Linked DNA regions of Homo sapiens: region 1 is linked to region 2. Evidence: chromatin loops called from intact Hi-C (ENCODE). Cell type or tissue: natural killer cell. All regions are shown on one strand.

Region 1 (8,000 bases), 390 kb before region 2:
AAAAAAAAACCCATTGGCTCTATCCACCTATTTTTGTTTCTGCTCTGCTAATAGTATCTCTTCTGTCTCCCTGCCAATGGCTTCAGATCATTTTGGAGTACATTTCTCCCCATTAGGACTTAGGCACTCATTTCTGCAAAGAAGGTATGAGGTACCACTATGAGGTATTTCAGAGTAAAGGCTCATGGTAATGCTTTAAGAGCATGCCTGTGATTCTTAGAAACTTCTTCAGTTCCTTAGAGATTTTGCAAGAAAACATAATTTTTAAAGAGTCAATTATTCAGACTTCTCTAGAAATATATTTTTGTGACAACTGCCAGTATCATATACTTCTAAAATCTCAGGGGATATTCAGAAGCTCCACTCCTATCACTCTTTAAAATCAACGGGAATCACAACTTTGCTAGAATTTTACAATGCAAAAGGTCTTCAGGGCTTACTCCTTTTTTGATTAAGCCCAGTTTTACTTGAAGATCAGTTTTCAAAATGAATAATTACTCATATAATTATTTTTGTTTTATATTGAGAACTGAAACAGCATTATTTTCCCTTAGACCTTGAGCTACATGATGGCCTTCATATGTTCTTGTCCTTTAATTTCTTAATACTCAAATTACAAGCAAACTTTAGAAGTACAATGGTCTAAAATTAGAAGTCAAGGATTTAGGATACCAGTTTGGGTTATGCCATCAAGAATTTATGACTACTCATATACACTCTCTAAACAGAGGAGAGCAATTACACTGCCTATGTGTAATATATTGCATTAACTAGATAACATCTTTAAGGCTAATAAAGTCCATTAGACTAAAATGAACTTCAGAACAGGTACTGTTGGATCCCTATACCTCAAAAATAGTAAAGTTTAATAACTGTGGTTGAATTCATGAGTAACTAATTTTGATCTCATCATTGTTTTTCTGAAAGCACAGAAGAAAAAAATGAGTTAAATGAAAAGTTGACTTTAAATGTTAAGGCAGCTAAATTTCACATTCAGCTTTATTCTCCCCACACTGACTGAGGGTGACATATCTATTCAGGTAAGAGAGTAGAGAGGGCTGAAGAGTCAGGCCTGAATGGGAAAATGTCAGTTGTAGGAGCCTTTAGTGTATTTTTATATAGTGCTAAGCACATGTCTTGCCCACAACATGCATGCTATATGTACTTGTTGATTCCATTGGACAGCACTCAAAGCCACAGCATTGGCATCATGATTCTTTGTAATACAGATGGTGCCTTTATAAGAAATGTTGACTTTAAGCAGAACCTGATTGTACATGCCCATGGCTCAGAAGTCCTCTTTTGTAGGTCACGAAACTAGATGCACATGAAGACAATGGATTCCATGAAGAGAGAGAATAATTTCACGCATATGCTGAAATATCTGGAGTGTTTATGATACTAATTTACCTTTCTAATCATCATTCTCCCCTCTACAAAAAGAAACATGTTCATTAATAATATCCAACATGGATTCTACAGAGTTTCAGGCCTGTGAAAAAAAGGGCCCTCCTAGGGTGAAGTATAAGGCCATTTCTAGGGTCCAGAAGTCTGAAGAAGGCCACTCAGAGAAAACGGTCCCAGCATTTTAAATTATTTACTCAAAATAGAACTATGTTTAATAATAATATTTTCGTTAAATGTTTATAAGTAAATATATTTACCTAAATGTACAGAAATTAGTGTTAACACTCTTATTTATGTAGTACCCAGGTAATCAGAAAGCTCAATCATTATCAAATTATTTTTCCCCATAAGCAAGACTCTAAAATAGCAATAGATGCTCACAATGATAATCATTCACACTAAAGATTCCAATAGACCTCCTGAAGAATTTTTGGAAGTAATTGTTTTGGGTGTATGTTTAAGATTAAGTTTATTATATTCTAATGCTTACAAAACTAGTCATATGTACAATACGTACACATGGACACTAGGTTAAACAGAAAAATTCAATTAGTGAAAAATTCCATTTACTACTTGTTACATAGAATCAGACATTTATTGTATCTGCTGCTTTCTCAAATTCAGGCATATCAGTCACTGTGCTCCCTCTCCTGAAAGTCTTTCCCTATCAGTCTATTATGCAATTCTCTAAGCCCTAAAATTCCCCTCAAAATGCATGAGTTAATTATATTCTATCCTTTCAAACATGTCAACAGTTTCTGTGAACATCTTTTAGGTAATATTTTACTAATATTAAAGTTTACTATTGTTAAATATGGGAAAGTTAAATACATATTCATTTTTAAATAGATCAACAGAATTTTTAATTACAAGGAATTGAAATTTCTAAAACCCGGGTTTAAATGAGTCTAAGCTGTTCAAACTTAACTATATATCTCATTTTTTCCCCATATGTATGATACCTAAAAATATATTTTAGCTTATTTTTTAAACCAGCATACATTCAATTTCTGAAAACAACTCCAAGCTTTGATAGTATCTGATTCATCAAAAGCTTTGTCATTCATCGAAATGATTTTACTTACAAAACATAAATATCAACTTTATCATTAGGGAATGTTTTGTTGAATAGCAATATGAATTCACTGAAGGACATATATCATTTTACTAAAATACTTTGTAAAAATTTACAAATTAGAACAAAGTGATCATCCTTACATGTTCATAAGTTACATAAGAAAATAATATAAACTGAAATTAATTTTAACATAAGCTTCTGAAAGAGAATTGCAAAAATAAAAATGGAATTTATCTTGTCATATCTTGGTGTTCAAAATATTTTTAAAGAAAGGATAGACAGAATGTTCACAGATGACCTGAAGAGCCTTGCCTTAAGTGATGATTTTTTCCTATTCAGCTAGCTATTATAAATATGCTAAAAACAACAGCAAGGACAAAAAAATGCACATAATTAAACTGTCATTATGCCATCAAAAATAGATTTTATATGAACATATAATATTACAAGTGTTCAAAAATAAGTTGATTTATACTTTGCTCCTAGTAGTTCCTTTAAAAACAAATAATTTTTTCAGTAGCTGACAATGCACAAAATAATTACTAAGAGCATGTGAGGTTCCCAGCAAACTTTTTTGCTTATATAATTCTGTTTCCTTTCACATCCACCAAATGGGAAATGGAATCATATGTGACACTAATAATTCTTCATGAAAAACATCATTCTGAACATACTATTGAATAAATGTATTCATATATACATACACACACACACACACATAATATGGATGATAGAAAGTATAGGCATGTATCTCCTATTTATATGATCCAAATGTTCTACAACCCTAAAACCTACATTTCCTTTATCTTCAATAAATATATATATGCATCTCTATGTATGATATGTATAATACATATAAATATGTATGTTTTAATTTGAAATAATGTATTCATTTCACAGCTTTAGATTAGTTCCAAAAATATGGTTCAAAAATATAGAGTTTACAAATGTACCTAATTGATACAAAGAGATCAGCTCCAAAAGAGTAACAGTTTAACCTATTCCCTTCAAAATACGTTAAGATACTCATACATTGCCATTAGTTTACTTTGTTATCTCAAATGATAAATAAAAAGAATCTAGTCTTTCCTGAATTTAAAACAAAGATAGAATTCTCAGATTTTCATATTAATTTGAGTAAACGATCATAATACAGTTTCTGGATAATTAATTTGAGCAATAAGACAAGGGTTGCTGAATTTCTGAATAGGCATTTCTAGAGATAGGCTTAACTCTATTTTGACTTGAACCAAAAAACTAGTTTTATTTAGCATTTTGCAACTCTCTGAACTAAACACAATAATTAGCAGGGAAAATTTTTTTAATGTTCACTTGACCGTTAAAACTGAATGAATTACAATTGTTATACCTAATATGGAGTTTATTCTGGATGTGTGGAGGGTGTGTGTATGTGTGTGCAAGTGACCCACTGAAGTAACAAGCACTCTGCTGCTTGGGAGTGGCAAAAGGTGAGTTGCTCTAAGAGTACAGTACTTACATCCTCAGTTCTGTGTCGCCTAACAGAAACTACAGTATGTTTCAAATCTTTTTTCTTAAAGAGAGTTATAAAATCACTCTTTGATAGGTGCTACAATTTGGTTCAAAGCCTCCTAAAAGTTGAATGGCAATGTTAAAACCATTAAGCACTCAGCTCCTGAACATGGAGAAAATTATGCTTGTATAGCAACTAGGACTTCCTTCTCAAGATTGCAGCAGCAGTCAACATTAACAATGGATGATTCTTGTAATTGGGGTGGAAGGCTAGGGTGGGAGAGGAAAAGAAAAAAAAGTTTACATCATATCTTTCCCTGAGATTACCTAAAAATTTATACTTCATAATTTAACACCATAAAATTACGGCTGTCAATACTTGTTTGGGGACACACTTTCAAATACAAAATGGAACTTAAAAGAAAGATAAGCTACTTAAATCTTAAAAGGGAAACTAAACATTAATGGTAATTTTCTCATGTATCACATTTCAAAGAAGAGCCCTTACAGTATAAAGATTCCATGAGTTCGTGACAGCTTTATTCTTAGACCCACAAATCGAGCCATTGTTATGCTCTGAAACTGTAGGAACTGCTGCCACCTATAGGATCTGAACAACAATGGCAGTGTTTTACTCAGCAGTACCCTCTACTGGGGACAGAAATGTGATGAATGTGTAGGCACTTTTCTTAACAGCAGGTGGCCTCACTTTTGCTACAGATTTACCTCAAAAATGTTGGTTTAAAAGCTTTTTCATGTTTTGTAAAATAAACTCCAACTTCCGCCTGAATCTAAAGTTGCTAGGTGATCTGAGATAGGAAAAAAACCCACAACCGTGAACTCTGAAAATTCACTTCCATAAACAGTTTCACAAAGTTGTTCCCCAGTTGCTAATCTAATGTCACTTAGTGCCATGCCATACCAACCAAGACACAAAAGAGAGGTACTCTACTGAGACTCCCTGCATAAGGGTGAAATTAAGGAAAGTTTTTATTGAGTATAAAATGTCTGTTACCATAATTAGTCCCATCTTTCTAGAATTTATTACACTCTGTAATATAAAGTAACTATAAAGATGCCAGTTTCTTGTGGCATTCTTAGGTAACTAATATTAAGCAAGGTTATACATTTTTAAAGATATTTACTGTTGAGGATTAGTAAACTCAAACATTTAAGAATAGCAATATGTACCAAGGATGTCAGCAAAATTTTCTTAGAAAAGAAAAGCAATTGCCGGGCGCGGTGGCTCACGCCTGTAATCCCAGCACCTTGGGAGGCCGAGGCGGGCGGATCACGAGGTCAGGAGATCGAGACCATCCTGGCTAACATGATGAAACCCCGTCTCTACTAAAAATACAAAAAATTAGCCGGCGTGGTGGCGGGCGCCTGTAGTCCCGGCTACTCGGGAGGCTGAGGCAGGAGAATGGGGTGAACCCAGAAGGTGGAGCTTGCAGTGAGCCGAGATCGTGCCACTGCACTCCAGCCTGGGCGACAGAGCGAGACGCCTCTCAAAAAAAAAAAAAAAAAGGAAGAAAAGAAAAGCAATTAACTTTTATATCTTTTTATTGCAACCAGAAAATGACACCTTCCCTTTGGTTTTATTCCATCCATACAAATTAATTAAAATAACTAATGCCTTTATTATTGTTAAAGATTTGAAAGCATTTTAAATGTTAACAAATAAAAGGTGTTATAACCAAGGGCAGAAGGATTTCAGCATATTCAGAAGCCAAGGTAAAGTAGGTCTATAAACTAAAGAAAATCTTGTAACAGAAAATCATTCAGTCAGAGTCAAGTAGCACTCATACTATGAAAATAAAAAATATTATCCACCATATTGCTGTAGACATGCCATCAACTGATGATATTGCAAAGGCTAAACTCTAAACCTATATCTGTAATCACAGCAAATGGTGGCAAGAAAAAAAATATATAGACTTAGAACAAAACAAAGAAACAAAATAATACCCAATTCAAAGCCATGAAAAAGCAAATAAAATTATTATTGAAATGCTGACTATTGCAGAAATATTGGGTGAATATTTCAAAATGTAGCCAGCTATCCAGATATTTATCATGTTTCTTTAGAAAAAAATTAGGATTTGTTTTTAAGTATATTCAGATCTTTGGTCACAAAATCACAGATTCCTAGAAAATATTTAATATACATTGCTTTTAATTTTACACATTAAATCTATGGTACATATAGGTATTTTTTAGGGCCACTGAAACAAATTGTCACTGCAGCCTTACATACGCTGTTTGCCACTGAAATCTTAGAAAGGAATGGACATGGAGGAAGTACCATCCGTCCCTTTGTGTGAAGTAGCTTTGTTAATTCCATGAGTTCTCACACTACTGCCTTTCACCTGTGACCAAGCTTAGCCTATACCTGTACCATTGTGAATATGCTAATAGTCCTGAATTTAGGCCTATCACCTTCCTTCTTTTCTTTAAATATCTTTACATGTCTGGCCTGGCACCATTTTCTTCAAATGACTATTCTTTAGTGCGAACAAAAGCTCTGATGGACTCTTCAATTCCTTTCATAGTTAAGAAATGGCAGCTAGGCAAAATGGAGGAATAGAAAAAGCTAAATGTGCTCAACCAAAAATGTACTATAACCTTATAATTCTAGATAACTGGGCTTTATCTTAAATCTATACTTTTGAGATTTATAATTTTTTCCAGCTACCTACACAACTTATTTTTAAATTGTTTATTGAGTTACTGTAGTTTATGTTTTTCAGCTTTAAACTGTTTTATCAATTTCCAAACCAGGGTGGGGAAATATGGTTTAAAAATAGTTTTAACTTATAATAGGGCTTAGCAAACTTATTTGATACAAAGTTGTATATAAATATCATTGTACTGAAACCAATACACCAGACTTATATAGATCCACTGGTTCTCAGGGTGGGTACACCTGTACACCCCAATCCTGGACTTCTCCAAAATTTCTGATAACATCATGGGTTTGCTCTACTATGAAGTGCATGTTATTAGATCAAATCTCCAAGCTCCTATTAACTCTATAATGAACTACGGCAAACTGAACTTTTGTTGTGTGTTTTCTAAAAGATAGTGATTAAATACATAGGTAGGCAGATATAATTGTATGTGGTAATACATGCCTACAATGTTTTTCAAATTTTGTTTAAATAATTTTTAAAATTTTCCTAAATTCTCTATATCCTCATAGTAATGATGTCTCTGAGACTATAACCCAGAACTACCATTGATATGACTGTATAAAAGCTTTCTTTCATTACTTCAGTAATAAGCCATTTGGATAATAATAATAGCTGGGATATAGCACCCACCATGTGTCATGTACTAGGTGCTTTTTATTCATAAGCATTGATCCTTAGACCAATCCTTTGAGTTATTATCCCCATTTTACAGATGAGGAAATTGAAAGACAAGTAAATTACATGGCTTGCCTAAGACCACGAGGTCTGTGGATTACAAATTAAGTGCTCTTTCTGTTAAGCAACTGTAGATATAATTTAATTCAATTCCAGAAAACAATATTGAGCTACATGGAACATATGATTCTAAGCATTTTTTTTTTCACAAAGTAATTTAGTTTATAAAATTAGGTAACTCAAAATCTCACAAACATATAAAGTTTTTTTTTACACAGTGTAAAAACACCTTTACACATTTTTAAGAACCCTAAAACCCTGAACATGACAAGATTTAATATTTCACTTATATTCTTGATATATGTTAATATCATCACACAATAAAATGAACACATTTCACAGCAAGAAAAGGACTCAGGAGCTAGAAAATTTAAATAGTTGATGCTACAAAGTCACTATGTATCCCATTTTAAGAATATGTTATACTATGCAAAACTGTAGAAGGACCACATATTGATAATGAGTGGGATCTTTTGAATTTGCAATAATCTTTACCTTTAAGAAATTAATAATCTCCTACTACTTTTTTTTTTCCAACCACATGCTTTCACCACTTTAGTAGTGTCTTCATTTTGAAAGCACTTGGAATAAACAGT
Region 2 (8,000 bases):
TGGCATAGAAGAAACAAAAAGGAGAAACCCCATCTCCTGAAACTGCCTGGATGGGTAATGAAGCCATTGTCCTCATCCAAAGCAGCCATTATGAGAGGTCCTGGATGCTGCTTCTAAGCAAGAAGGAGGAATGGGAAACACCCTTGGACATTTTGATACTGGGTGTCTGGATTGGTCCTGCAAACCTTGCCATGGCATTTGGAATTGGGAAAGGCTAAAACTCTTGACACTGGCTTCTCTCATGCATTTCTCACTGAGGGAAATCCTATCTCTCATATTCATAATACAGTCTCTGCAGACAAGCTCAAAAAGAGCTGTTTCCTGTGTTTGCCTCTCCCTTCCCCATCACCTCCCCAGATACTTTCCCCAAACACACACGCACGTGGTGCCCAGTAAAGACAGAGAATGGTGGTACTAAGCTCTTGGGACTGAGCGCTGGCCCTATTCTGATCCTGGCTTGCTCAAGAGAGGACTGATTCTGGTAAAAGCTTGGAAGGTGTTATAGACTGAATATTATTTTCTGGAGACTCTGCAGGACACGGGTAGGAAAGTGTGGGGGTTTCTTCAGTTCCTATCAAGCACTGCCTCTCCTTGTTGACCTTGCCCAAGGAAATGAATAAATCCCATACCCTCCAGCTTCCATTTTCTTCCCTTGTAAAACGAGGATGGCAGTTGACCATAAAAACCCAGAGACAACTGCCATAAACCCCCAGAGCTGCTAGTTGAGACAGATTAGAGACCATTCCGGCACCATCTGCAGTGTTTATCCTTGGCTTACCACCTCTTCCTTCTCCAATTCCTATTAGTCTCATGCATCTAATGGTCACCCAAAGATGGAATTTTCTTCACATTTCCTGAAACACTGTGAAGGCCTGATCAATGAACGAATCTCTGAATCAATGAACAGACACTGCAAGAGCTCCTTGGCATAACACTGAGAAACCTGAAACAGTGGGAGGATGTCTAGGCTTACATGGAAGCCAAAGATGTGTTCACACACACACACACACACACACACACACACACACACACAGAGCGAGAGAGAGGGAGAGAGAGAGGGAGAGAGACAGAGCGCGTCCTGAAGCCCTTCACATGAGAGGGTGTCTTGATTCACCTGTGACTGGTCCTGTACCCTTGAGGAATGCTGCCCACTTAGCGGGGAGGCCTCTGGGCTGCTGCTTTCCTGACTTTCTATTTATATCAGGCCAGACCTGGGCAGGAAACAGATGGCACACTCAAATTGAGTAATTTGAGAAGAGTTGAATAAAGGGGCTATTTACAAAGGTGCAGGCAGGATGTAGGGAAACCACAGGGGTAGTGTAATAAGTAACAGCAACTTGGCCACCCTAGGCCTCAAGGGGTCAGGAGTGGTGCAGTCACCAGAACCTGTAGAGTATGCCCTGCATGTTTAGCAGCACCTGAGAAGAGCTGTGACCATGTGTCAAAGGATACAGCCAGCCCAGAGGTGATCCCCCAGGGCTCCCACACCTTTTCTTCCCTCTGATCTCCTACCTAGGATACCCACTGGCTAAACCCAACTAGAAGCCAAAGAGTAACCAAGCCCATTGATACCGTTAGTGGCATAGGGCAGAGTAGAAAAGAATCACGAGTCGATTTAGAAAGGCAAACTGAAGCATCCAGCATACTAACCTAACTAACACTAACTAACATAACTAACACTAACTAATAGTGTTAATACATAACACTATTTAGAGTGGGGAGGAAGACTGGAGCTCTGGAGCGACTCTGCCCCATTCTTGCCATGTGACTCTGCACAAGTTACTTAACCTCTCTGTGCATCAGTGTCCTCATCTGTAAAGTAGGCCTAACAACACTAACCTCAGAACTGTAGTAAGGATTAATGTTTCATGTATCTCCTTCAGAGATAACATACAGGCCGAGCGCAGTGGCTCATGCCTATAATCCCAGCACTTTGGGAAGCTGAGGCAGGTGGATCACTGGAGGTCAGGAGTTTGAGACCAGCTTGGCCAACGTGGTGAAATCCCATCTCTACTGAAAACACAAAAATTAGCCAGGCATGGTGGCCCGCGCCAGTATTCCCAGCTACTGGGTAGGCTGAGGCAGGAGACTCACTTGAACCCCGGAGGTGGAGGTTGCAGTGAGCCAAGATCATGCCATTGCACTCCAGCCTGGAATACAGAGCAAGACTCTGTCCCCCACTAAAAAAAAAAAAAAAAAATTAAAAATTAAAAGGGACAGAGAACGTAGGTGAAGCACTTAGCATATAGCAGGCACTCTATGAATACTGAATCCTTTCTTGTCTTCCTTGTCTCCTTCCTGTCCTTTCTCTCTTCTTTCGTCCTCTTCCTTCCTTACCTCTCTGAGGTAAATGTGTGGGGATAGGGTCCTACACTTTGTATGTGACACTATTATATGCACTTGATCATATTGCCTGATTGATAGTTGAAAGGCCCTTTCCTTCCTTGGAGGCTTCATAACATCCTGGAAGTAATCCGCCCAGTCTTGGAGCCTACAGCAGTTACTATGGTTTAAAAAGTTCTTGCTGGGGTGGTTGACATGGTCCTATCTCTTCTCATGGGTGGTTACAAGGTTACTAGAATGTTTGCTTTATGCATTTTGAAGCTGTATATTTGTTTTATGCTGTTGTCTGTATTTGTTTTAAATTTAACAATTTAAGAGCTTCAGAAATATTTTCAAAATTTCATATAACCATGAAAAATAAAAACTTTTCATTGTCTGCTTTCTCCTTGTTTTTAAAGTGCCTGCTCCTTCCTCTCTACCTCCCTGTGGTTAGGATGGATCTGAATTATCACCAGGTTCTCAACAAAAGGCCTTTGAAAAGATGATATTATTGGTGACGAGGGGACCTGGGAGCACTTATTTCTTCCTGGTCACATATTTCTTCCTATTCACAGATGCAAGAAACTCAGGCTGGGTCTAAATGCTTTTCCTGAACGTACACCTGGGACAGCTATAGGGGATGCTCCACACCCCTGTACTTTCCTTGCATGGTTCTGTGATGCTTCTTAACTTTTGCCAAAATCCCTGCCCTTCAATGTCCAGTTTGATCTCTGAGCAAGTGGCTTCCTCTCTTCTCTTTCAGCCTCTCTCAGCCTCCTTAGAGGTCCGAGTGCCTGTAGTGTGGGACTCCTGTTCTCTGCCAAGCAGCTCTCCCACTGTTTCCAGGTTCTGTCCTCAACACTACTTTTAAGCAGATGCCACAGCAGAGTGGAGAAATGCTTTTCAAAGCCATTCACTTGGCATTCTCCCTTTCTATTGCAATGTAATGTCTCTCTCCATCCTTCTTTCATCCTGTGCTTTACCAAGGGAACAAAAAGCTCCCCATGTCTATACACTCATCAAGACTCAAAGTTCCACAGTGGCAGGAATGGTATCTTTCCATGTTTTCATAAGCTAAATTGCCTGTCTGAGTAGTTGACGCAGAATAGGAGCTCAAGAAATGGTTGTTGAATTGAACTGAATCGAATTTTCCTTCTCTTCTTGCCTGCATGAAAACCATCTATCTCTTCAGCCTAGCCTGATCACTCCAGTGGACTGCAAACTAGGAAGAGCGCTTTTGCCCTTTCTGGGAGTTGGTATTCATATGGCAGCTGCAGCAGCATGTAAAAAGGTGGAATGGGAGGTAGAGAGGAAGGAGCAGGCACTTTAAAAACTTCTAAGGCTCATTTGTTTTTAACATTATAGCTTTTCTCTTTCTTCTCCTTAGCATAAGACGCTTCTGCTGTCTTGTAAAGGATCTCACAGCTGATCCTTTTTGCTTGTATTTGCTTATTTTGCCTCTGGAACAGTCGGAGACAAACTCCCAGCTCCTTCCATTCCCCACCCACCAAACCTGGCGCTGGAAGAGCAGGCGTCCCGGTGCTTTTGATGCTTTTACTTTTGCTAAAACTAGGCAGGGCCTGGAGATGAGAGAGTGAGCTCGGTCATTCAGCTGCTGTGTGCCTCACCTTTCCTCATCCGCAGCTGGGTAGCTAGGAGTGACCCGTAAGAAATAGTGTGTGCTTGCTACTGTTGGGATGAAAAGTTCCAGTGTGTGAAACGTGTGATTTATGGCTCTGAGGCATTCAGACCCAATTCCTGGGTGAGAGCATCCAAAGCAGGGGCCTCTTGGCCCCTAAGTTACAAGGTGTCTTCCCACGACTAATCAGGACACAATTAGGCCAAATCAGCTGCTTTCCTTCTCCCTCCAAGTTCCAAAGTCCAAAGGCTTTCCTGCTGACTGACTGCAGTGGTTACTTTACAAGGGGAAGGGAAGGTGAAGTAAAAAGGCAGATTCCCTCTGGAGGCTCTCTGCTGGCTCTAAGGATGCCTCCCCAAACACCACTGTAATATCTACCCTTTCTTCTCTCCCCAGTTAATGCCACCCTCATTCAGGCTCCAAAACTCAAGTGACCCTAAAAAGCCCATAGCATGGAGCCACTGGTAGCACCCTTATCTCCTGAAGATGAAACTACAAGTGTTTGCAAATAAATACTCCCCGCAGCAATATGTATCAAGAAGGACATCGTACTTGTCCGAACGCCCAGTAGGAGGGCCTTTTGCCCAAATGAATGGGAAATCATTGGCCCAATTAACATCCTGTGATCTTAGATCTAAAAATGACCCGGAGCCGGGTAAACAAGGTGACGTCAGCGGACTGGGCAGTGAACGGCTCTCTACTGCCACCTCGAGGAGAGTGTCCTCAATGGCGCGGCGGCTCCGGGCCCAGGGGAAGCGGACCTGGGACGGCTGGAAGGGAACTGGGGGAGAACTGGCCGGCGCTGGAAAGGCGCGGGGAAGGGAAGAAACCCACAGAGGGGCAAGAAGCTCCTCCGTGACCTCAGCTAGAGGAAAACGAGGGCTGCGTAATCCGGGCCATTGGGCGTTACTGCGCTGTCCCGTCTGGCTTCTGATTCCTGGGAGCCTTCTTTTTATAAAAGGAGTCAGACACCGTGAACTCTTGCCAGAATAACTTCTAGCTAAAACTGGGCGGGGACACAATCCTCAAGGCTGGGCACCCTTAATGAAAGCAGTTCCCAGATTTCCAGTCCTGGAGGGAGAAGCAGTGGCATGGCCAGGCTAATCGCAGAGGGCTACAAGATTTGGGGTTTTGCTTCGGGCTTCGCTGGGACTGGGGCGGGGGAGGGAGTGCAGGGGTGGAATAGCCCTAATTTACTTTCCCGTCAGGCTAATGCGAGAAGGAGGCTGCGGAGCTTTCTGCAGGACACAAGCAGCATGCTGGGAGATGCCCCAGAAATGCGCTGGGCCCGGGGTCGGGGAAGGTCAACTGCGCATTATTGCTTTTCCCCTGCAGATGATACACAAAAGGAAAATGAGTTGGTTTTTAACTTGATGAAAACAAACACAAACTCATTTTACTTTTGGATCAGTTTTGCTGCGTTACAAACCACCTCAAAGTGCTGAGAACCAGGTAGGGGAATGGAGGAGGAAGGGTTCTCCTGGCAGAGAGAGCCGCGGGTATGAAAGGTTTTTTCTTGCAGGGGAGAGGGAGGTGAAAGAAGGCGAGTGGTGCTAGAGCGCGGGGGAAAACAGAAGAGCACACTTCCCAGGGGTCAAGTAGGGCCTTGGGAGTCACAAGAGAATTCCTTCTTCATTCTAAAAATAATGGGTTTGGGAAGCCAAAGGTGGAAGGATTGCTTGAGCCCAGGAGTTGAAGACTAGCCTGGGCCACATATTGAGACCCCGTGTCTACTAAAATAAATAAATACATACATACATAATTTAAAGGTTTTTTTTTTTTTTTTTTTTTTGAGACAGAGTTTCACTCTGTCACCCAGGCTGAAGTGCAGTGGCAGGATCTCTGCTCACTGCAACCTCTGCCACTGGGGTTCAAGTGATTCTCCTGCCTCAGCCTCCGGAGTAGCTGGGATTACAGGCGTCCGCCAGCATGTCCGGCTAATTTTTGTATGTTTGGTAGAGACGGGGTTTTGCCATCTTGGCCAGGCTGGTCTCAAACTCCTGACCTCAAGTGATCTGTCCACCTTGGCCTCCCAAAGTGCTGGGATTGCAGGCGTGAGCCACCACGCCTGGCCTAATTTTTGTATTTTTAGTAGAGATGGGGTTTCACTATATTGTCCAGGTTGGTCTCGAACTCCTGACCTCAGGTGATCTACCTGCCTCGGCCTCCTAAATTGCTGGGATTACAGGCGTGAGCCACTGCGCCCAGCCAACTATTTAAGGGCTGTATTGGTGAGAAGGTTTTTTAGCTACATATAACAGAAGACCCAACTAGAAGTGACTTAAACATAAGGATATTTATTATCTCATATAACAAAAAGCAAAAGACAGGTGCTTCCAGAGTAGTTTGGGGTGGTCAATATTGTCATGAAGGATCCTTTTATCTTCACTATCCTTAGCCTATTGGACTTGTCCTTAGGTTTGTTACCTTATGGCCACAAAGTAGCTGCCTCAGTCCCAGGTATCGTATAGACATGACTCCATCTAGCCAAAGAAAGTTAAATTTTTTTTCCTCGCAACTTTTTACAAAGGAGGAAAACCTTTCCCAGAAACCCCCAAACAGACTTGCCCTCAGGCCCTGTTAACAAAAAAAAATTATTTAATGATACTGGTTAAAGCACAGTAAGGAAGACTTTATTCAGGACCATTGTCATAGGTGTAGGGACTACTGAAATGGGATTTTCCAGTGCAAGTGAGATTGAGCTCAACTCTGACAGCAAGGGCCACTGGGAATTTAAGCTAAGAAGCAGGGTTGTGGTTGGGGGGGCAGTGGATGGAAAATTACTAAGAGAAAACATAAGCTGGACACAGTGGCTATCACCTGTAATCCCAGCACTTTGAGAGCCTGAGGTGGGAGGCTTGACGCCAGGAGTTCAAGACTGGCCTGGGCAAGGTAGCAAGACTTCATCTCTACATAAACTAAAAAAATTAGCTGGGCATGGTGGTGCACGCCTGTAGTCCCAGCTGCTCAGGTGGCTGAGGTGGGATGATCGCTTGAGCCCAGAAGTTCAAGGTTACAGTAAACTACAATCGCGTCACTGCACTCCTGACTGGGCAACAGAGTGAGACCCTGAGAATAGAAAGGAAGGGAAGGAAGGGAGGAAGAAAGGAAGGAAAGGAAGAAAGGAAGGAAGAAGGGAGGAAAGAAAGACCAAAAAAAAGGAAAAGAAAAGAAAGAGAGAGAGAAATAAGGAAAGAAAGAAAGGAGAGAGAGAAAGAAGGAAAGAAAGAAAAGAGAGAGAGGAAGGAAGGAAGGGAGGGAGGGAGGGAGGGAGGGAGAGAGAAAGGCATCCGAGTGGGTTAGGGGAAATTCTGGCTAAACTGACCTGACAGGATTCTTGTTGAAGGCAGCCCATGGTTATCAGTTATCATCTGGAAGATGATGGAGAATGAGGAACTCAGTCAGATATTAAAGGCGATCAGACATTGAGAGTGGGATATTCTTGCCAAATTGACTTAGCGGGGTTTTTGCTAAAACTGGATTTTACAAGGAAGTATACAGATGGGCCTAGGAGAAAGTTCAGAAGGCTGACTAGAGTTTGGCCAAGCAGAGAATTTATGTCAGCCTCACTGGCCACAATTAGGTTATGTGCCCAAGGCCTAGTAGAAGGAACTAGGGAGCCTGTCTCATAGAAGGAGTTTTCTGCCAGCAAGGAGGGAGGGAGAGGGAAACGGTCTTTTGGAGAGGCAGCAAAAAGTGTGCACTATGAGGGTGTGGGTTGATATAATCAGATATGCAGTCTGAAACTGTTTCTCTGGCTGCCAATTTCTGCACATTGCACATGCTAGCACCTCTACTGGCTATAGCTGCCGCTATCCTTTTCTGACTAGTTCCTACACACCATCCTTGAGGTCTTAGGTTAAGAATCATTTCTTCCTGGAAGCCACCTCTTACTCCTTCCACACTTGGTTAACTATTCTTTTATTATATTTTTTCCTATTTTTTTTTCCACTCTTGAGACAGAGTATAGCTCTGTCGCCCAGGCTGTAGTGCAGTGGCGCGATCTTGGCTCAGTGCGATCATGGCTCACTGCAATCTC

What was found. Hi-C counts contacts between places; a loop is a spot of excess contacts. Peaks named below come from ENCODE experiments on the same cell type or tissue, not always from the same donor. Only the 100,000 strongest peaks of a DNase experiment are listed, where the experiment ranks them.
Region 1: a loop joins it to region 2, with 15 times the contacts of the local background. A loop is called at or near these places in 19 of 110 quality-filtered maps.

What each region holds. Positions count from the first base shown.
Region 1 is chr2:44,476,206-44,484,205 of GRCh38, reverse strand. All of the region lies in intron 3 of CAMKMT (calmodulin-lysine N-methyltransferase), which reads right to left. It overlaps LOC124907758 (a long non-coding RNA gene), which reads right to left. Exons shown (of 2, transcript XR_007086302.1): 1 at 1-8,000. Among named protein-coding and RNA genes, the nearest start is that of CAMKMT, 120 kb to the right of the region's middle. In natural killer cell, CTCF peaks have their summits at 4,406 and 4,607 (motif pointing left); a DNase peak (open chromatin) is centred at 4,615.
Region 2 is chr2:44,084,033-44,092,032 of GRCh38, reverse strand. No RefSeq gene overlaps it. Among named protein-coding and RNA genes, the nearest start is that of PPM1B-DT, 81 kb to the left of the region's middle. In natural killer cell, CTCF peaks have their summits at 4,455 and 4,654 (motif pointing left); a DNase peak (open chromatin) is centred at 4,652; H3K4me3 peaks cover 434 bases; H3K27ac peaks cover 356 bases.